Regions from separate parts of the Homo sapiens genome. Here all the other regions are linked to region 2. The links are chromatin contacts, found by Hi-C or POLR2A ChIA-PET in ENCODE. All regions are on one chromosome and are shown on one strand. The core of a region is the stretch at or near the end of the contact, and the rest is flanking DNA. Distances in the headings are between cores, read along the strand shown.

Region 1 (5,328 bases), core at 2,436-4,935, 880 kb after region 2:
CTGAGAAGGTTGAGGCTGTAGTGAGCTGAGATCACACCACTGCACTCTAGTCGTCTGGGCAAGAGAGTGAGACCCCATCTCAAAAAAAAAAAAAAAAAAAAAAAAAAGAAAGTGGAACACCTTTCCCAAAATCCTGTATAGTAACAGGCTGACAAATAAAACCAAATTTAATTGATTAGAAAGCATCATTGTATTGTTTTCTTTAAGAAGGCATGTAATGGGCATGCTACCAGTTAAATAAGGACTGATGCAACTGTAATACCTTGTTTCATAATTGCCCCTTTGTTGCAGTCAGGATTAGATAAGTCATCTTTGTTCTCCTGACCAGTCTATCTTGTAACAATCCCTCTTTATGACCACAGCTCATGTACTCTGTCTCCAAAGATGGCAATAAACCTATGTTAAAACTTTCTTGTGTTATGATGCTCTCTAACTCATTTTTGTGGGGAGTGCAGAGTTCAGTTTAGCATAAAGTCACATAACAATTAGATCAGGCTCCCTTTCTCTTCAATAGAATGTCCTTTCTCCTTCCTGCAAGAGGCCTGGTCTCAGGTGGAATGATTGAGGTAATGCATCTGGCTAACATCAGAGGCAAGCCTAGTCATGCACATAGATCATGCCCGTGTTGTGGATATAATCTGGGCCACTATTCAAGCAATGCTGTGGTTTTTAAAAGTAAGTACATCTTCTCTCATCCAACACATACATGCACACACACACGTGCGCACGTGCATCTGTGTTTTAATAATATTATTTGAGGTTATCATCCTGCAGGATTATAAACTGTTACTTTGTATCCCTCATAATATCAAGCTCAGATTTGAGAGAATCTGACACTTAATACTTGAATTACAGATGATCCCTGACTTACAGTGGTTAACTTACAATTTTTTTGACTTTACAATGGAGCAAAATTGATATGTATTCACTACACTCCTTGACTTATGATGGGGCTATCTCTAGATAAACATTATAATTTGAAAATATCATGCATTTTTGACTTCAGATTTTTTTACTTACAATGTGTCTCTCTGGACCTAACCCCACTGTAAGTCAAGAAGGATCTATATACGTTTAAATGACTTTGAGGGACTAAAGAAGAAAAGAGGAAAGCAGCCTCTGCACAAAGAAAAAAATTAGAAGTGGTCACAAAGATTTAACTGAGCAGACAGGCCAAAAAAAGCTCGCATAAAACTGCTGTTTTCTTGCAATTAATGGTTAAGTGTTGTCAATGACTGTGCTGAGTGACAGACACACCATTCACCGAGTACTTTCCTGTATTAGCCTCATGGTGGCTGGCTTTCTTGCTGCTGAGTGTTCTTCTTTTTCTAATCTATAATTTGTCTTTTAATTTATGAAATATCTCTTATTTTAACAAAATAATAAAAGAGAATGAAAATACATTTTTAAAAGAAACTTTTCTCTAGATTGAGCTTTATCAGCTACGAACCTGCCATGTGAACTTGAACAAGCCACTTAACCTCTCTGAGTTCTAAGTTTACTCAAATTATTTTATTTTTAACTGGTTGTTTTGACATGATGTAGACAGTGTCAGGCACATATTAAGTGCTCAATAAATGTCTTTTGAAAACCTACATCAAAAATTATACTTTCTCAAAAAATGACAAAGAGAAGGGATGAAACAGGAAGAAATCCACAAAATTCTCTATTAAACTAACCTAAATTTTTCCTGAAAAATAGTGAAGCAACTCCTTTTTATAATGACATCGAGCTCAGAAACATAAACTATAGAATAAACAGTAGAATTATTATAAGAACAGATATACTGTCACTCTCTCTTAGTTAATTTCTTAGGCACTAGCATATAGAAAATGTGATGTAAATGTCTTACTATTGCTGTAATTATTACTGTATTTTCAAAATTATAAATCCACTTGAGCAGAACCACATCTAATTCTTTCCCTAATCTTTCCCTATGTTGCTGCTTAATGTAAAATCATCCCTGTGGTCAAGAGATATAAGAGGAAAGAAGACAGGCATTTGGCTAATATTTGCGATTCCTTGTCTGTGGTTATTCATCTGAGATTGCAGAGACAGAAACACGAAGCTTTCAGGAAACCGTCTAACTACAAATGCCTCCAGAAGAAGGAAGAGGCTGGCTAGATTGGAAGAGTCATGATAAAAGGGACTTTTTCTTGTTTGCACCACTATCTAGTGGCATTTGGGAGGGTGTTGTGAGTGTGGGGTTAGGCAATAAGGGAGTGTGTTTTCTACACAGAAGTTAAAACAATAATAAAACCAACCAAAAGGATCTGTTTTCTGTCGTTACCATGTGTTGGCAATGCTTAACCAGATCAGGGATGAAATTCTCTTCAACTTGAGGGCAGACCCCTCCTAGCACCCTCCTCCCACTGACACTTTGCCCCTGGGCAGTGCCAGGCACATAGCAGGTATGAATCACGGAAAAGATGCTAAGATGGAAAATAAGAATATGAAACACTCCCCTCCCCCATGATTCCTTTGTTGCTTTTCCTATTGATTTCTTTCAAACATGAAAACCATAGTGTCCACTTCTCATAGTATTTTGTACATCTCTGGTCCTTATTAAAATCCTGTGCTGTCTTTCGGATTCCATAGCTCAGGAAGAATATCCATTCAATGAGGACAGAGGAAAGTAATGAACAAGACTGGCCAATGAGACAAGGATAAAGTTCTGAAAGGCCTGAGATTACAGACCCTAACAAGACAAGCTTGAAGAGTTGAAGTCTTTGCACACAATGTGGTATATTCAGTGTAGGATGGTTATCAGATTGACTCCCTTTTCCCAGAAGCATGGTGGTCGTAGGTTCTATGGACTTAATAGATAACAGAGGTTCTATGTCAGGCATGTCTTTCTAGCATCAAGGAAAGTGGAACCCTGTAAATGAATTCCAGAAGGCTTTGTTTATCAGGAGAAAGGAGAAGTGTGTCTTCCACTAAATTCAATTTTTAATGACTGTTACATACTTTCTGAAGCATTAAATTCACCTGTATACTACTTCAATGACAGAGGAAGAATCATGCACAAGGTAAAAGCCAATGGAAAACTTTGGGTGATAATGGTGTGTCAATGTAGGTTGATTGATTGTGATAAATGTAGAACTCTGATGGGGGACGTTGATAATGGGGGAGGCTGTGCATGTGTGAGGGCAGAGGGTATATGGGAACTCTGTATTTTCTGCTCAATTTTGCTGTAAACCTAAAACTGCCCTAAAAATAATCTTTTAAAATCCCAGTGTGGGAGGGGGAAGAACAATTGCCACTGCATAAGAATAATTAGTTTCACTTGCGTGGTGCTTTAAAACTTAGCTACTGCCGGGTGCGGTGTCTCACGCCTGTAATCCCAGCGCTTTGGGAGGCTGAGGTGGATGGATCACCTGAGGTCAGGAGTTCAAGGCCAGCCTGACCAATGTGGTGAAACCCCATTTCTATTAAAAATACAAAATTAGCCAGGCGTGGTGGTGGGTACCTGTAATCCCAGCTACTTGGGAGGCTGAGGCAGGAGAACTGCTTGAACCCAGGAGGCAGAGGCTGCAGTTAGCCAAGATTGCACCATTGCACTCCAGCATGGGCAACAAGAATGAAACTCAGTCTCGAAAAAAAAAAATTAAGATAAAAATAAAACCTAGCTAGGTGGTTTCATTCTCTTATATCATCCTGTGAAACTAGAAGGACAGATGTTCTTATTTCCATTTTTCAAGATGAAGAAATTAAAACTCAGAGAGCTAAAGTGACTTGTTTTAGTCTAAAGAACAAACAAGCATTCAAATTAGGTCTTAAAATGAGTCTTCTAAGTCCAATGACCCACAAATGCACTTTCCACCTGTATCTATAACAATTCACAAGCTTTTAGAGAAAAAAGAAATCTTATTTTTGTCCCAGGGTAGATACTCAAAGTAAACATTTTATGGATTATCAATTTAATTAAAACATTAGGATAGGAAAAAGAAATGTACATAAAATTATGACAGAAAAGAAAGATTATCCAAATTATAAGGTGTTACTATCCTTTTAAAAACTTCAGACTGGGCGAGGCACAGTGGCTCACTCCTGTCATCCCAACACTTTGGGAGGCCAAGGCAGCAGAAGGATTGCTTGAGCCCAAAAGTTTGAAAGCAGCCTGAGCAACATAAGGAGACCCTGTCACCACAATAAAGTAAAATAAAATTAGCCAGGCATGGTGGACAAACCTGTGGTCCCAACTACTCTGGAGGCTAAGTTGGGAGAATCATTTAGGCCCAGGAGGTTGAGGCTACAGTGAGCTGGGATCACACCACTGCACTCCAGCCTAGACAACAGAATGAGAGTCTGTCTCTACACAAAACAACAAAACACCAAAAAACTCCAGAGTGATAAGTGGACTATTCTGAAATCACCAACATTAATGGGCCTATGCCAGTAATTAAGGAGAACTGAAAGTCTCATAGTAGATCAAACAAATTCCTGATTTCCCAGGATTGGTAGGTCCAGAAAGAAACCACCAGGGAACACAGGGACAAAAATAATGCTTCGCCCACCAGTATTGATGTGTCTGGGTCTTAGGATACAGGCTTAGGATAAAGGAAGTGAATTTTTTTTTAATCCAGTGAGCTGGGTCTTAGTATAAAGGCAGTGAGTTTCTGTACATCAGTCCTAACTTCCTAATAATTATACTAGCAATAACCAGTGCTTATTGAGAACTTACTTTGTTCTGGGCTTTGTTCTAAATCCAATGTACTTTTCTTAGATTTTTTAATGAATAAAAAATTAACTTTGCAATATCATAATAACCTTTGAAGTAATCAGAAAGTGCCTAGTGGTACAAAGATCTGGGACTTGCCATTCTTGGTTCTCGAATGCTGGTGCTGGCATTACGAGAGGGCATAAAGTGAAGGCCTGACAGCCATCCTGTGAATGCCACACAGCTCTGGACCCACAGTGGAATGTAGACCTTCCCTTTTAAAACAATCATTTAACTATGTGAAGGCTCTAGCTCATTTTCTCATTATTTCAAAAATCTGACTTTTTTTTTTTGAAACAGAATTTCTTTCACTCTTGTTGCCTAGGCTGGAGTGCAATGGTGTGATCAGTGCTCACTGCAATCTCCGCCTTCCCAGTTGAAGGGATTCTCCTGCTTCAGCCTCCCAAGTAGCTGGGATTACAGGTGCCCGCCACAACGCCTGGCTAATTTTTGTATTTTTAGTAGAGATGGAGTTTTACCATGTGGGCCAGGCTGGTCTCGAACTCCTGGCCTCAGGTGATCTGCCTGCCTCAGCCTCCCAAAGTGTTGGAATTACAGGCATGAGCCACATTGCCTGGCCAAAAATCTGATTTTTAAGAAGATTTCAC
Region 2 (5,439 bases), core at 1,886-4,385:
ACATTTCCTCCAAAGATGGCAGGAAACCCCAAACACAGTTGATATTATAGGTCCTGGACAGACCATATGCTATTTATTAGCTAAAACATTTACTTGTTCCCTTCATACTTTTCTTAAAAATTCAACCAATTATATAAAAATATATGCCAAAAGTCTTGCTGATGAGTATACTGGGCCCAGTCATTCCATAGGATCAAGTAAAAATGAGTGGTTAAGTGAGTACAATAGTTAACTCACTGCATATTATGGCTGTTTTCTACATTATTGAGTGTTTCTTAATTTGCAATAACCACAATCATTACTGGCCTTACACTGTAAAATCATGTAATATACACTGCTTGCTTTGAGTTGACTCCTCCTCCTCCTTCATTTATCTGCCTAAATTTTATTGGGCTTCTCAAATAGCTCAGGCCACCACCTCTTCAGTAACCCTTCCTTAACCTAAAGTACCCCTACTTCAATTTCTCACAACAGTCCTTTCTTTTACTGAATTAGTTGTCCCTCCTCTGGGTTTCGAAATCATCCTCTGCATATTACCTTCAAAGAAGGAATCACACTGTTCTCTGTTTGTTTATAAGACACATCTCCCCTACTAGTTTTTGAACTCCTTAAAGGCAAGGATCATCTTTATGACCCAGCTCAAAGCCCAATGTCTGGTATTAGTAGACATGCTAAAATGTTTGTGAAGTGATGAATACATGTATGAATATATTCAGACTTAGAAACAGCATCACAGAGATGGGTCTTCAGAAAACATTTAATATATCCCGCTTCACCCAAAACTCCCTAAATAAGTATTTCCAAAGAGTTGTGTTATTATTAAAACAAGAAAATAATTTTCCATGTTCAATATAAAATAAACATTTTTCTAATGAAAATAGGATTAAATAAGAATCTTACCGGCAAAGTTCCAGGTAGAGATGCATCAAAAAAAGAAACCAAAGAATTTGGAGGTGCTGAAAAGCGAACTTGAGATCCAGAGAAGAGTTTAGAGTTGGAGGAAATCTGGGCATGAATTTCCAAACCTACCACAGCAGCCCATTTGTGTTCACTAAGAAGAAAGAGATAATGGTTAAGATGTATTATATTTGTCACCATGAATGAATTTCTATAAGTCTAAACCACAAATGTTAATTTCCTATATGTGTTTTAAACTTAATACAATGTTATATCCTCACATTAAAAATGTGTCATATTTTATCAGTGACTAAATAAAAAACAATTTAGAATAAGCGCCTACACTGAGATTGGCAAACTAAAATTCATTTACAACATGGCATCAGGAGGCTGATGATATAAACATGAAGGCTATAGAGAAAGGAACAATTTGGCGTCTTAAAACAATTTAGAAATGGGTATCAGGTGACAACTGCTTGGCTGACTTCAGTGAAAAGCGGCATTTAACAAATTAACTGTAACTTATCAAGTAATCACTCAGTAAATGATGAAAGCTGATCTTTCCCACATTATCTAGAATTAACATAAATGGCAACATTCTACTACTAGAGAAATAATGATAAATAGTTCCACGTCTCTTATTTAAAAAGGAAATTCTCAACCATGTTTTGGTTTGCATGTATAATAACCAGAGAGACACAGATACAATAAATCACCACTAAATGATACTCTTAAAAAAATTTTGCAAAACTCCACCACACTAAACCATCTGATGCGGCATATTTTTGGTCCCCCAAATCACTTTCAATTCCTGAGACCTAATTTCAGGTTACTTTTTTAATGCTTATTTGCTATCAAATCTAAGAAGCTGTTAAATGCTATAATAATCTCTCTTATCTGGTCAGTCCTACTCTGTTGGGTCTGTACATAGGCCTCTCCAGGTCCTTATAAATGTGCTTATTCCCTATGAAATCCATGTATGTTCCTATCCTGCTCTTCTCCCAAGTAATTTTGTGTATATACATATATATATATATACATATTTTACATCGTTTTGTTTTGTTTCAATCATTTCAACATATAAAGTTCTATATCTGAAGTACTGCAAGAATAAGTCCTTCTTTTTAAAGTTTGGAAACACAGCCCATAAGGGAGGGGAATTAAAGTAGGAACTCATTAGAAATTCTGCATGCAGTAAAGCACCATTCAAAGTATTTTTGCATTTCCATTACATGAGAGAAAAAATGTACTTTCCATTCACAAGGAAACAATCTAATTCACGAAAAGAATACAAAACTGAATACTTCTTTCTGGACAATTTCCCTCTGTTCCTCCAACTGAAAGTAAAAATAATGCCAACTAGTCTCAAAGAATAAACAAAATATTAGAAACTTGCCATATGTTTCTGTATTTAAAGAGAAACTATTTAATTCTTACATAATGAAGCATAAACAGCTGTTCAGGGGATATCTGGCCAAATAAGCAAAACTCTCCATATAACCAGGGGGAGTATCTCTTCTTTTGGCTGCGTCCTCCTAGGTCTAGTCACACATATTCCAACATAAAACGCCTGCACAGATAGCTAGTGTTTTCTGACTAATGACAATAACCCACCACTACCAAGAGCTTGTAGGTAAAGGCTCCCTTTCTACCTTTAGAACGCTGCCAGCCCATACTAGCGCTAAATAAAATCAGCTAAATATGATCCCGCTTCTCGTGTCACCGTCCCCACTGCTAGTGCTATTAGTAAGATGACCGAATCCACTCTTCTGTCTGTGCACCCTTCAAGAAAATATTTGCTATTTTACACTCGCGAATTCCCCAACTACATCTATTTGAAAACAGTGGTTTATATATGGGGGCGGAGTTGATAGAAAGTCTGTTTGTGCTTTTATTTAGGTTTCGGGGCTCCAGGTTATAACTCAACGCCCTCCCGTCAGCCAAAACGTCTAGAAGCTGGGCCGTAATTGCCATTATTTCCCCAGTCCTGCAGTTCCACCTCACAGTTAGGTGGGCAGAAATGTATGAAACAGAATACCCTTTCCTCGTCTTCTGGGCCGTGTGGAGGGGCTGCTGAGCCACTGAGCTCTCTCCCCTAATCTGGTTGGATGTGGACCCAGTCGGAGCCCCTCTTCGGTGGCAAGAACCACCGTCAACCCGGGCGAAAGCCCAACGTCTTCCACGGCAGCCCCAGCGCAGCATGGGCGCCGCCATTGTAACTCCAGGGTCTTGGTCAGGTGACTCAGCCTCACTATGCCGCGAGGCTCCCTGGGAAGCGTAGTTCTGGAAATGCATTAAAAACGCCATAGGCTCGGACCGGAAGACTACTATTCCCGGCGAGCATTGTGATTCGAAGCCTGCCGGAACCCCGCGGAGAGGGGAGGGAAGGAGAAATAGAGGAGAGGGTGGGAGGGTTTCTGGGTGGGGAGGTGTGACTCCTCCTAGCGGGGAGTTGGAGAGGTTTGTGGCTGTGAGCGTGTGTATAAGTTAGAGTGTGAGCGCTTGATGCTTGGTGCTAAAGCGTGGCCGGGATTTTATAACCCAGTTAACCTTGCAAGGGGAAGTAAATGACCTTGACAGCTCAGCAGAGACTTCCTCAGCCCCCAAACCCAATCCGTTATATTCTCTGTCTACTCTCCTGCTTCACTCAGCAATTTGTGCGTTAATGCAACAAATACTTATTTGCATGCCTACCGTAATGCCAGGCTCAGTTCTCTTAGGCACTGTAGTTACTGCAGAGATCAAGACAGTTATGGCCCGCATGTTCATGGAGCTTACATTCTAAAGAAGGGAGACATACAGAAGTTAACAAAAATAAGATACTTCCATATAGGTAGTAAGTGCTATGTTTAAGCAGAGGTAATTGGAGACAAACAGCCCTAGATTGAATGTTCATGTACATTTTAACCTCCTTTTTATTATTGGCCAGTATCAGAAACACACTCCTTATATGCTAGGAGCAGATACCATCGTCCCAGCGGACTTCCTTCATTTTCCTGTGTCAAAACTAATACCCCTTGTTAAAACTGCCACCGATTTCTTGTGTTTGAACACAGTCTAGAATAGTCATTTAGCCACTCTCTATTTCATCACCCGACTTTGATTGTCCTCGTAGTGCTTTTGACTGCCTGATGTTTATCTTCTATTTCCACAAATTCCTCGTCTGTCTTATTCACTACAGTACAAAGTAGGTTCCTTAAAAATATTTGTTGAATAAAGTAGTGCAGTGTGGAGAATGCATTTGACAAAGGATGGAGTGGATGCCCTTTGGAGCAGTAATTGTTTAGGGGAGAGATGATGAGTTAGGGTGGTGGCAGAGCCAAAGAGAAATGGATCTGTTTGAGATAGATATAGGAAGTAAAATTGAAGGACTCTGATGGATTGGATATGATGGTGGAAGGCTAGGAGAAACAAATAACTCCTGGATTTCTGGTTTGCACAACTGGCTGATGAAGTTATCCACCGAGATAAGGAAACCAGAAAAGGAACAGGTTTGCAAAGAAAACATATGAGTTTGGTTGCCTTGGAGACATTCAAGAGGAGAAATCAAGTAGACATCAGTGATGCCTAATTCTGAGTATAGAGCAGGGCAAGGGGAAAAGCTGCATATTTTGTATACTTCACATTGATAGATTTTCAGTTATTGATCAATAATCCATTGATTAGTTGGCTGTAACCTTTGATCTTTTCCTTTAATACACTTCAATTGCATATCCATATGGAAGAAAGAAACTTTAGTTACTGTCCTTAAAATTGTCATCATTTATTTTTTCCATCTTTTCTACTTTTTCATCCACTATCACTGTTCTAAATTGCCACACCAGAAGTATCAGTCATTTGACCAAGGATGAAAATGACAAAAATGACAGGGACTGGAAGGGAGTGGTGGAGACTTGTTCCAAAATTTCTCTCTAATTATTGCCCTTTATTTAAGGTTCAGATGATTCTCTAGATCCTTTACTAGAGTCTTCCCTCTGAGTTTCCATGTTTTCCACCTTTACTCTAGGTAAGCTAGCTTTCTTTTACTTATTTAGCTCCTCAGGTTTTTCTGGCCCAGACTAGGGGTCAGGAGAGTTGCCTCTGAGCACAAAATGGCTTCACTTTTGTTAGGACAACAGAGGAGAATGGAATCTTGTATCTCTAGCTAAAAAGAGAGGGGGACACTTGTTACCTCATCGCTGGTAATCAGCATCCTTAAAAGGCGATTCACTCCATCAAATGGAAGATTGGGAATGTTTTGAAAACCACTGTAAGGGAGAGCAACACATTTAATGAAAATCCTAATCTTACGGGTAAAACGCGCTATAAGGGAAGCTCATCTTTGTTTCTGAAGCGGTATTATTCAGTAATAGGCTATCGCCTCAAAGGCCCCACCCCACCACTAGAGGAGATAAAAATCCTACGCATGTAAGTGTATTTGCTTCCTTTCACGAACGGAAACCGGCCAGTTTCCTGCATCTTGTCTCTATCTAATCATTGCCCTTTCAAAAATCCTATAGAACTAATCGTGGAAATAGAGACTTGTCAATAACCATCTCTTTG
Region 3 (4,945 bases), core at 815-3,314, 570 kb after region 2:
GGTAAAAAATTCAATAAAGTTTATACAACAAAACAAGTCAGAATTTGGAATTTAAACAGCTGCAGATTTGTGTTTACACTATACATTCCAGTAAAAATTAACCAGTTTTAGACATGTCCTCAAACACAGGCTGCTTATGCTTTTAATGATTAGATTTATAAATATGCAATAGGCTATAAAAATATTAAGAGATAAAGATTTTAAAAGATATGTACATCTTTAAAAACAATGGCTATCCCTTAAACATTTGGTTCAACATCAGCGCTATACTCTTCTGAAAACCAGAGCAATATACAAATACTGTAATCACTTTTGGATTACAAAACAAAGCTGAAAACTCAGGTATCCTTATGTCATTCTGAAGAGATAAAGAAATACCACAGTTTCCATATTTTAAAAAAGTAGATAATTAAAGGGTTGAGAGAACCCTTTAATTGAGAACCTAATGTTGAGAGAACATAATGGAAACTGGAATACAAGGTCTCTTGATACTCATCCCCCAAATTTTAACAGTATAGCACACTGTTCAAAGTAGAGGTAAATGACAATTGAAAAGGTACTCCTTTTCACATATTACAAATCTGGTGTGAAATCTGCTTAATGTAATTGTTCTTAATAAAGAAGATGCGATAGACAGAATTAAAGGTAAAGACTGCCATGGATTCACTGTAAGGACCTTTCAGAGAGACCTTTTTTGACAAATGAGGTAGAAATCACACTTGTTTAACAGGGGTATGATGACGATAATAGAAAGATAGGATTTTAATAGGAGGGCTTTACAGGAGGAGATAAAAGCAACAGCAAAGGCACTGAGAAGAGAAAGTCAAAAAGTCCAGTTTGGCAGAAACCATTTTGAAAACTGGATCGAGGATTTCTTCCTTAATTCGTTAGTCAACAGTAGGCTCAAAAAGACTTAAGAACTGGGCAGTGACACTATCATAATTATAAAAGGACTATATGTCAGCTGTATAAAACATAAGATAACCAAGTTAGAAAGCTGTGACAATAGTTCAGAATGAGAGAACAAATTACCCACAGGCCTCAGCTTTTGCCTAGACTTAGAGATAGGGTGGGTGTAAGGTGGGTAGGTAATTTAAAAAGGCTCAGACGCTTGAAGCCTGAATTTGTCCCACTTGCGGAAATAAGAATATCAAAAAAAGAGAGAGAAAACATGATTTCTGCTTGAATATGATGAGTCATCAAAGATACAGAACAACAAAAAGGATTAGAGATTAGAGAGTAGAGAGTTTCAAACAGGAAGCTGACAACACTAGCAAATGAGAAAGGAAATTTACAGACAATCACCAATTTTAAGACAAAACGCTATGGCTTTCCTAGAATAGAAACATCTGAAGTGTAATAATTAAATCTAATTTAAGAGCACACTGTCACTATTTCAGTAACTCTACACAGAAAGGGCCCAAATTCACCAATAATAGAGGAAGAAGTCCCAACCATGACAAGATTTTCCCTTACCTTTTTTCATGAAGATGCATACAACGCACAGTGGAAGTATGCCCATATAAGGTGTGTATACATTCTCCAGTCTCTGCATTCCACACTTTGAGTGTCCGATCTGTAGATCCACTAATGATGATGTTGTCTCTCATTTGTGATGACCATACTCCACCTGTATGTCCCACTAATGTTCTCAGACACTGGAAAAACACTTAAGATGATTACTTTTGGGTAGAAAGGAAAAGTGATTTAAATAAAATTTAATAGCTCATTAAAATTTGGAGTAAAGTTACTTATTTAATTTGTTTGGCTCTTCAGAAAATATTACATCCGTATAAAATGATCCCATCACTATTTATTGTTTTGTTTATTCAAAAGCATTATAAATTTATATAAGCACAAGCAATTGTGTATGTAGTATGTAGAAAGCAAACATATGATATAAAACATGATATAATAAAAAGGAAACACGACATGAAAGCAGTTATGATAGCTCTGGCCTGGCCTCTTTGATGAAATAATACTGAAATTGCAACTGGGTTTCTTCCATGGGAATAGATTCAATGAAAGTATGCCAACAGTATTGGGTGTGGCTACATACCACATTTCATCTGAATCTGCCCCAGGGCAGTAGTTAGGAGCCAGTGAAGCTACTTCTAGACAAGTAAAGACAGACATTAAAGCCCTGTAATAAATCCCAAACTAATATTACACTATGGAAATATAAAGCTGCTTTAAAAAATTTTAACATCTGACTTGGAATATTTATAAGATACTTGCCAAGAAGCAACATGGTAAAAGACATTTTAAAAGACATGGATTTTTTTTTGTTTTCATACTCTCTTCTGTTATTTTTTAGGTGGCAATTACTTAATTCATGAAAATATTCTCTACTGGACAGATAAAAATAAATATTCACTAGAGAATCATTAAGGTATGATATGGTACACAGTCAAGCTGATTGCTTGGGCTTTTTCTTCAAACTTAACATTTAAATGCCTTGTCCACTCTCATCTCACAAGGGTTTGAGATAAGTATAAATTAACATGATTTATTAAGTTCTAAACTACAGGTAGGTTATCAACAAAGCAGTTTATAAGGAAAAATAAATATCCCTCAACCATACTTTTGAAAAACATTACAAAGTAATGAGGTATAACTTAGATAGTAAATAAAAGTGGGGAAAAATTGAGCCAAGAAAAACATAAAGCACCCTTGAAAATGTTAAAGTATCTGTCACAAAGATAGACAAACTATGTAAATGAAAAAAAATTAATGAAACCTCTATCATGAGAAGCATCACTATCCTCATGCCATTGGCTTTCATAAATATGGGGAAAAAAGCTAAGTTATGAGCTCTGATATTTGCTATCCAAATAACTAAGAATCAAAAATGAATTATTGTTTTCTTTTTTCCAGTTGCTACTTGCAATGATATACACAAAATTATGACTTTGTGAAGTGTAGGAAGAGTAAACTTACTTTGCCTGTGACTGCTGACCAAACTTTTAAAGTGTTGTCATCAGAACCACTAACTATTCGGTTACCACAAAACTGTAAGCATGTGATCACATGATCATCATGTCCTTTCAGCACCTATAAGAAAGATGTGCAGATTAGAAATATGTTAATTAAATTATGTTCTTTAAAATACTGGTGAAGAGAAAAATGAAGGCATAAACAGGAACAGTAATTTGTAGTCTATCTCTAGAATTTAAATTTATATAAAGCATTATTTTTCCTGGCTGACGAATCCAGAATTAAACATTTTATTGTTTCCATAGTCTATTATTTATACTCAAAACATCAACTATTAAAGTTTTACTGCATCAAGACCTCATAAAGATGGTTCAAACACCAATGTATTTGACAATAATCTATTCCATCTGTTCAAACCAGAAGAATATGCCTCTAATTTTTACAACTTTGACACACAAGAACAAAATAAGCATCTATTAACCACAAAGAGTAACAATTATTAGCATTCTTAAAACAAAAAAAATCATAATATATACATATTAGTATAACAATGTCTCCCCAAATTGGTTTTTTCCAGTTGTAAAAATACGCCCAATAATTTCAAGTGTTTTTACCATTCTTTATGTATTTGAAATGTTATTAGACAGAAAACCAGAATTATGCTTCAATTTGTAAAAATAAGACACACAAAAGTCACCAAATCCAAAACACAGACACTCCTCAAAAAATCATGTTTGGAGTATGTGATCAGAGGAGGCAGCAAATTCTTAGGTAGAATGTGTATGACACAGTAAAATTCAATAGGATATTGAGAGATTTTCATTTACGTAAGATAAAAAGATACTCAATTTAACTTATCTTTTATTCAAGCACAATTAGTTGTCAGATTAGAGAAATTAGCAATAAAAGAATATTGTCAGTTAATACTTTCAGTTATTTTAAAATATACGGTTTTCTTTCTACAGAAGAGGAGTGTCATATTATACAGTTTGCCAAGTGAAATAGTACACTAGGTACTAACACTGATTAACGGTTTCTGTTACATTGTGCAGAGTTCAGTTACCTTAGGAGATTTGAGTTCTCCTCGCCTCCAGTTAGTATCAATTCTGTGCTGTCTGATGTATGCACTTTTCCATGGACTGTGTATGAAACCTGGTTTTATTACTTTTCTTCTCTTGATGTGCAATGGTTCATCAATCCCTAAAGTGTTACAGTTCAAGAGTAAATTGCCTTCACCAATAATAACAGTTATACATTTTATAAAGTATTCCATCTTTATAAAGAGTATTCCATCTCTCTGCTCAAAACCACTGAAATGCAAGACATTGTCAAATTTCCAATACTGTTATCACAGTATGTAGCAATAATGTAAAGTTTACATTCTATATGGCATATTTTTGTATTCACTATTTCATTTCTCAAAATGATTCTAAAATATGTTGGTGAAGATGTGAGGAAATTGGAATGCTTGTGCAAATGGTGCAGCTGCTGTGGAAAATAGTCTGGTGGTTCCCCAAAACAAACACAGAATTAACATATGATCTAGCAATTCCACTTCTGGATACATAACCAAAACAATTAAAAGCAGAGTCTCAAACAGTCATCTGTACACCCATGCTCATAGCAGGATTATTCACAGTAACTAAAACGTGCAAGCAATCCAAGGGTCCATCGAAAGATGGATAAACAAAATGTAGCATTAGATACATATACACAATGGAATAAAGGAAATTCTGACACATGCTATGACATGGATGAACCTTGAAGACATTATGCTAAGTGAAATAAGCTGATTACAAAAGGAAAAATATTGTATGATTTCACTTATATGAGGTACCTAGAGTAGTCAAACTCATAGAGACAGAAAGTAAAAGGGTGGTTGCCAGAGGCTGTGGAGAGGAATAATGGGGAGTTAGAACAGGGGGCATGGAGTTTCATGTGAAGATGATGAAGTTCTGAACACAGATGGTAGTGAATCTGAACACAGATGGTAGTTGCAAAACAATGT
Region 4 (5,163 bases), core at 1,366-3,865, 750 kb before region 2:
ATTTGAACATTTCCATAATATGCAGTTTTTTAAAATATGCATGTGTGTGTCTATAGGTGTTTATACATAAACTCCCAATAAACTGACATAGAAATATCCAATTGTTCAAAGCTTTCATTCTTCAAAAGTAAGTGAATTTCTTTTTTTTTTTTTTTTTTTTGAAACAGTCTCTCACTCTGCCACCCAGGCTGGAGTGCATTGGCACGATCTCGGCTCACAGCAACCTCCACCTCCTGGGTACAAGCAAGCGCATCCAGCTAATTTTTTTGTATTTTTAGTAGAGATGGGGTTTCACCATGTTGACTAGGCCAGTCTCAAACTCCTAACCTCAAGTGATGTGCCCGCCTCGGCTTCCTGAGGTGCTGGGATTACAGGCGTGAGTCACCACGCCCGGCCAGAATTCCATCTAGCTACTTTCTTATTCTAGAAGTTGTACTGCAGGTGACCAGACCATTAGAGAAGGTCTAGTGAAAGAAATAATTAACTGCCCCAGAATAAAACAAGCCTAACCTTGAAAAGAGGCAAAGGGAAAGGTGCTAAACAGTTATTACAATTAACTGCATGTTTATATTTGGTCCTGTTATCCTCTAACACAGGTGGGTAGGTAGAAAAGGGGGAAGTATTTTAGGGCCAGATTTCCTTTTGATTCTTTAAGTTGATGGGCAAGAGAGGCTGGAATAAAGAAATCTAAAAAGTCTCCATTATAAATGATAACCAAGCCAGGCACAATGGCGCATGCCAGTAGTTCCAGCTACTTAGGAGACAAGAGGGGAGAATCGCCTGAACCCAGGAATTCAAAACTAGCCTAGGCAACAGAGTGAGACCTCATCTCTAAATAAATAAGTTAATGAATTAATTAAAGGTAGAATTGTATAATATATGAATTATACCTCAATTTAAAAACAATTTAAGCCCTATACAGTGATGCATGCCTATAGCCACAACTACTCATAAGACTGAAGCAGGAGGATAGCTTGAACTTAGGAGTTTGAGAACAGCCTGGGCAACATAGAGAGGCCTCATCCCCCTCCCACCCCCACCCGAAAAAAAGCATTCATAGCTCATCTTAGTATAATCAGCAACTTCCAATGACTAACTATGCTTTCCTGCTAGACATGAATTTATAAAACACATAAAAATTATACTGTATCTGCTTCAATTCCTTTTTTCATATTGCCATTCAATTTTCACAAGATTACTTTAAATGCAATCCTAAATTCATCACCAATTTAACTTTTGTTAGTTATGTCTAAAAATAAAACTAGTCAAAATTAAAAATACTAACTTTGCAGCAAATTAATCTTGCATCAGCACTACAAACAAATTTTTAAACTTATTGTAGCAAAACATAACTTCGACAGAATCAAAGACATTAATTCTCAAGTCCAAAAAAAGGTCACAAGAAATTATTTAAAGTGGTAAAGGGAAACGCAGACTTAGGCATACAAGCCAAGAAAAAAAAAATTAGAGATAACTCCTCCGCTAGAACCTCCCCCCAATACTTCCATAGCAACAATTATTTCCTTAGCACAAAAGTGATGTGTTCACTTTCACAAAACCTGGATCATCTAAGTTTGCACAATTCCCTTCAATCTAAAAAACAGATGAAATTGTTTCATTTAGGTGAGTAGAATTTTGTGTCCCTATACACGAAAAAAGTCACCATCAGTGTGAGTAAACCACATGGCTCCAGCTTTAAGATCTTGTTCCCCAACCCACTGAAAAGAGTATATGCTTATAAAATATTCATGGACTTACCAGGTTAAAGACAGTTTCTACAATATCCCTATTGGATACTTCTCCAACTTCAACCAAACCGGTCAACACGGCAAATTTCATTCTGATGCCCCTGATGGGGAGCCCTGGTTTCAGAGACAATGCACCCCCTTCAGTAGGGGTTTCTTCTCTCCCTCCACCTCCCCCGTCATCACCTGTTGGTGGCGGGGAAGGGACACGATTGTCTTCGCTAGCCATTGCTAGCTCACGATAAAGGACAACTCAGAGTCACCCTGGGACGGCAGTCGCTGCACTGGTAATGAGCACAACACACGCAATGCAAAACGAAAGGGTCCCTCTTCCAACTTGTGGAGATACCCCAAAGCAGTTGATGTGGAAAGTCCTTGGCGTCGCCCTCCTCCTCTTGGAGAATATTTGTCCAATCTCTCTCCCCGAGGCTGACAACAACGCCAAACCCTATTGGAAGATTAAATATATGTTAAATAGGCTAGGTTTTGTTTTAGGGTTTTGAGGGGACAAGAGGGAAATAGTTATTGTCGGTCAAGTAAGTTACTAAAGGCACCCCACTACTAGCCACCCGCTTCTCCCGGGCTCAAAAAGCTGGGTTCTGGGTGAAGGCAGGTCCAAGAGGCCCCCGAACAGGCTCACTCCTCCCCCACTCTCGTGCAGGTTCTAGGCGCAGGGTAACCTCTCCTCACAGGTGCACTAGAAAGAGAAACTGTCGCGGGGAAAGGAGGGATCGGAGGAAAGAAGGGGGGCCCACAAGCTATCACAGAGGTAGAAAGTTCTTCCTCACCCAGATACTCCGGACTCGTCCTCACCCCCCGCCCAGGAGCAGCGAGACCGAGGTGGCGGCGGAGATCCAGGGCAGGAAAAGGCGGGGGAAGGGGGCGGTGATTATTCTAAATGCTCGGCCCAGTGGGAGGAGTGAAGCACCTCTCTCAGGCACCTGAGATTCGACGGGAAGGGGTGGGGAGGTGTGTGTGGTGGCAGGAAGGGAGGGGAGCGGCCAGAGAAACCCAGCGGCCACCGCAGGGAGAGAAGGGAGGACAGAGAGGTCAGTGCACCTGGTCGCAGCCTCCAAGTTTCCCTAGTCCGCTCCCCGGGAGTCCGCGGCTGCACAGAACTCCATGGCTTCCTGGCCCGCCCCGCCCCTGCGCTCAGCCTTTGCAAAAGCAGCCGCTGCTGGCGCTACGGGCGCCGCGGCTGAGGCTGCTGCGAGTGGTGAGGATGCTACTGCCACAGCTCGCCCCGCCACGGGTCGCGCGGCTGTCGTGTGCCCACTGAAGCTGCTCCCGGCCGCCATGACAGCGCCGAGTGCTGCCGGGCGCGGCGTGCGCGTGCGCGAGCGCGAGTGCGCGGGGCGGGAGGGCGCGAAGGCGGAGGCAGCCGCGCGGCGGGGGCGCGGTGACGACGCGCGGACAGCCAAGGGGGCCCCGAGCCAGCCGGAGTGCTGGGCTGGGGCTTCCGGCTGCACTAGGCGCGCTGCTCTGGTAGCACCAGGTGTGTACCCGGCCCGGCGAGGAGAGACCCTTCCGTCCGAGGGCCTACACTTTCCCCTCTCCCACTCTCGGACCTCGGGAGGTGCTTCTGCCAAGTCCTGAGGCGGGGATTTTGGCGCTCCTGCTGTTGTTAAGTTACCGTAGGGTCTCTTGGCGCGGAGGGAACACGCGCTGCGTTGCCTAGGTGTCTCATTGGACTTGGAGAAGAACACCTGAGGCACCTCTACGAGCCAGAGAGGTGACGGCGCTGGAGCCAGTGAGGCTGCTGTCCCTGCCCAATGGGAGCGAGGAGTCCCCACCCCTGGCTGCTTTCAGCTGTTGCCCGCCCGCCGCTCTCGGCGGAGACTTGGAGATTTCCACTGGGATACCTCGGCAGCTGCCGCCATTCGGGAGGGGAGGGGAGGGGACCGAGTCGACGAGGAATGGGAAAGATTCCTTGCTTTGCAGCTGCCGCGCCACGAAACCTCTCCCACATTCATTCTAGGCAGAGGATTCCTGAGACAGCTGCTATAAACAGCGTGGAGACAGGGTTCCTTGTGCCTGTAGACCTCCGAAGGGTTTTTTCCTCTCGTGATTTTCCAATGTGAAGATTAGGCTCGCGTCATTCTCAGAGTAGATCAAAAGATAAATTATATTAGGTAGTACAGATAGGTCCTCATACTCAGTGTCCCTTCTTTCCACCCGCTATTAACAGTAAACCATTCTTCCTAGTGAGTGAAAAATAAATTTAGAGGAAGGTGGTTTTTCACCCACGTGTATCCTTTGAGGTCAAAGGGCCTTTTTAAAAATACGCCTAGCTCCTAAAATGAAAGTGAAGCAAAAAGTGGGATTAAACAAAGGAAGAATTCTAGAGAACTTAGGAAAAAATTATAGTGGTTTGAGAAATAGTTTCCTGAAGAAAAAGTTATTTGAGATGGCCTTGAGAAGTGGACAGAAGCCGGGCGCGGTGGCTCACGCCTGTAATCCCAGCACTTTGGGAGGCCCAAGCAGATGGATTGCCTGAGGTCAGGAGTTCAAGACCAGCCTGACCAATATGGTGAAACCCCCGTCTCTACTAAAAATACAAAAATTAGCCAGGCATGGTGGTAGGCGCCTGTAATCCCAGCTACTCGGGAGGCTGAGGCAGGAGAATTGCCACTGCACTCCAGCCTGGGTGACAGAGGAAGAGCGAGATTCTGTCTCAAAAAAAAAAAAAAAAAAAGACAATTTTAACTCTCACATGGAAATTTGGGAAGAAAAAGGTAACAGACGCAAAAAGCAAGGGAGGGCTGGGTGTAGTAGCTCACACCTGTCATCCCAACACTTTAGGAGGCTAGTGCAGGAGGATCACTTGAGACTAGCCTAGGCAACAGCAAGACCCGTGCTCTTTTTTTTTTTTTTTTTTTAAACGGAGTTTCGCTCTTGTTGCCCAGGCTGGAGTGCAATGGCGCAATCTCGGCTCACCTTAACCTCTGCCTCCCGGGCTCCAGCGATTCTCCTGCCTCAGCCTCCCAAGTAGCTGGGATTACAGGCATGCGCTAATTTTTTTTATTTTTATTACAAGCCCGCCTAATTTTTGTATTTTTGGTAGAGGTGGGGTTTCACCATGTTGGCCAGGCTGGTCTCAAACTCCTGACCTTAGGTGATCTGCCCGTCTCAGCCTCCCGAAGTGCTGAGATTACAGGTGTGAGCCACCGTACCCGACCAAGGTCTCTATTTTTTTAAAAAAGAAGCAGAAGAACAAGCAAGGGGATATTTTCTTTAGAAAAGTGTTACACGTTTTAAAAATACTAAAATGAATTCAACTGCACCAAATCTCATGTGGTTGCAAATGTTTGTTAAAGATTTGTTTTCTGTAAGTAGACTTAGATATTCCAGAGATGAAGCAGACATCTTTCTGATGATCCGAATTGCCAACACATTTCCAAAGTAAAAGGCGACATCA

The links. Hi-C counts contacts between places; a loop is a spot of excess contacts on that map. ChIA-PET counts read pairs that join two places held with the same protein, here RNA polymerase II (POLR2A). Pooled maps may share reads with other maps.
Region 1: a map with no recorded cell type shows a loop between it and region 2 (8-fold over the local background). The contact joins the enhancer-like site here to the promoter of GATB in region 2. A Hi-C loop is called at or near these places in 2 of 37 single-sample maps with no recorded cell type and 4 of 50 pooled maps. POLR2A ChIA-PET finds 5 or more read pairs at or near these places in 1 of 52 experiments (activated naive CD4-positive, alpha-beta T cell).
Region 3: a pooled map shows a loop between it and region 2 (4-fold over the local background). The contact joins the enhancer-like site here to the promoter of GATB in region 2. A Hi-C loop is called at or near these places in 2 of 37 single-sample maps with no recorded cell type and 7 of 50 pooled maps.
Region 4: a map of CD8-positive, alpha-beta T cell shows a loop between it and region 2 (11-fold over the local background). The contact joins the promoter of LRBA here to the promoter of GATB in region 2. A Hi-C loop is called at or near these places in 5 of 168 maps with a recorded cell type or tissue (CD4-positive, alpha-beta T cell, CD8-positive, alpha-beta T cell, naive thymus-derived CD4-positive, alpha-beta T cell and 1 more), 1 of 37 single-sample maps with no recorded cell type and 17 of 50 pooled maps.

Annotation. Positions count from the first base shown.
Region 1 is chr4:152,633,951-152,639,278 of GRCh38, forward strand. The region is part of intron 6 of TMEM154 (transmembrane protein 154); the gene reads right to left. Among named protein-coding and RNA genes, the nearest start is that of TMEM154, 43 kb to the right of the region's middle. Within about 2 kb of position 3,686, at least 3 of the 41 ENCODE cell types and tissues checked have a DNase peak (open chromatin) inside an H3K27ac peak, as active enhancers do.
Region 2 is chr4:151,757,872-151,763,310 of GRCh38, forward strand. GATB (glutamyl-tRNA amidotransferase subunit B) reads right to left here and starts at 3,136. Exons shown (of 13, transcript NM_004564.3): 1 at 2,936-3,136; 2 at 901-1,051. The coding sequence starts at 3,111. RefSeq lists an enhancer at 2,852-3,131.
Region 3 is chr4:152,326,732-152,331,676 of GRCh38, forward strand. It overlaps FBXW7 (F-box and WD repeat domain containing 7), which reads right to left. Exons shown (of 14, transcript NM_001349798.2): 9 at 4,001-4,137; 10 at 2,941-3,054; 11 at 1,477-1,658. Among named protein-coding and RNA genes, the nearest start is that of FBXW7-AS1, 8.5 kb to the right of the region's middle. Within about 2 kb of position 2,065, at least 2 of the 41 ENCODE cell types and tissues checked have a DNase peak (open chromatin) inside an H3K27ac peak, as active enhancers do.
Region 4 is chr4:151,012,669-151,017,831 of GRCh38, forward strand. It overlaps LRBA (LPS responsive beige-like anchor protein), which reads right to left and starts at 2,616. Exons shown (of 57, transcript NM_001364905.1): 1 at 2,534-2,616; 2 at 1,759-2,193. The coding sequence starts at 1,974. RefSeq lists enhancers at 2,046-2,225, 2,406-2,535, 2,887-3,484 and a silencer at 3,036-3,185.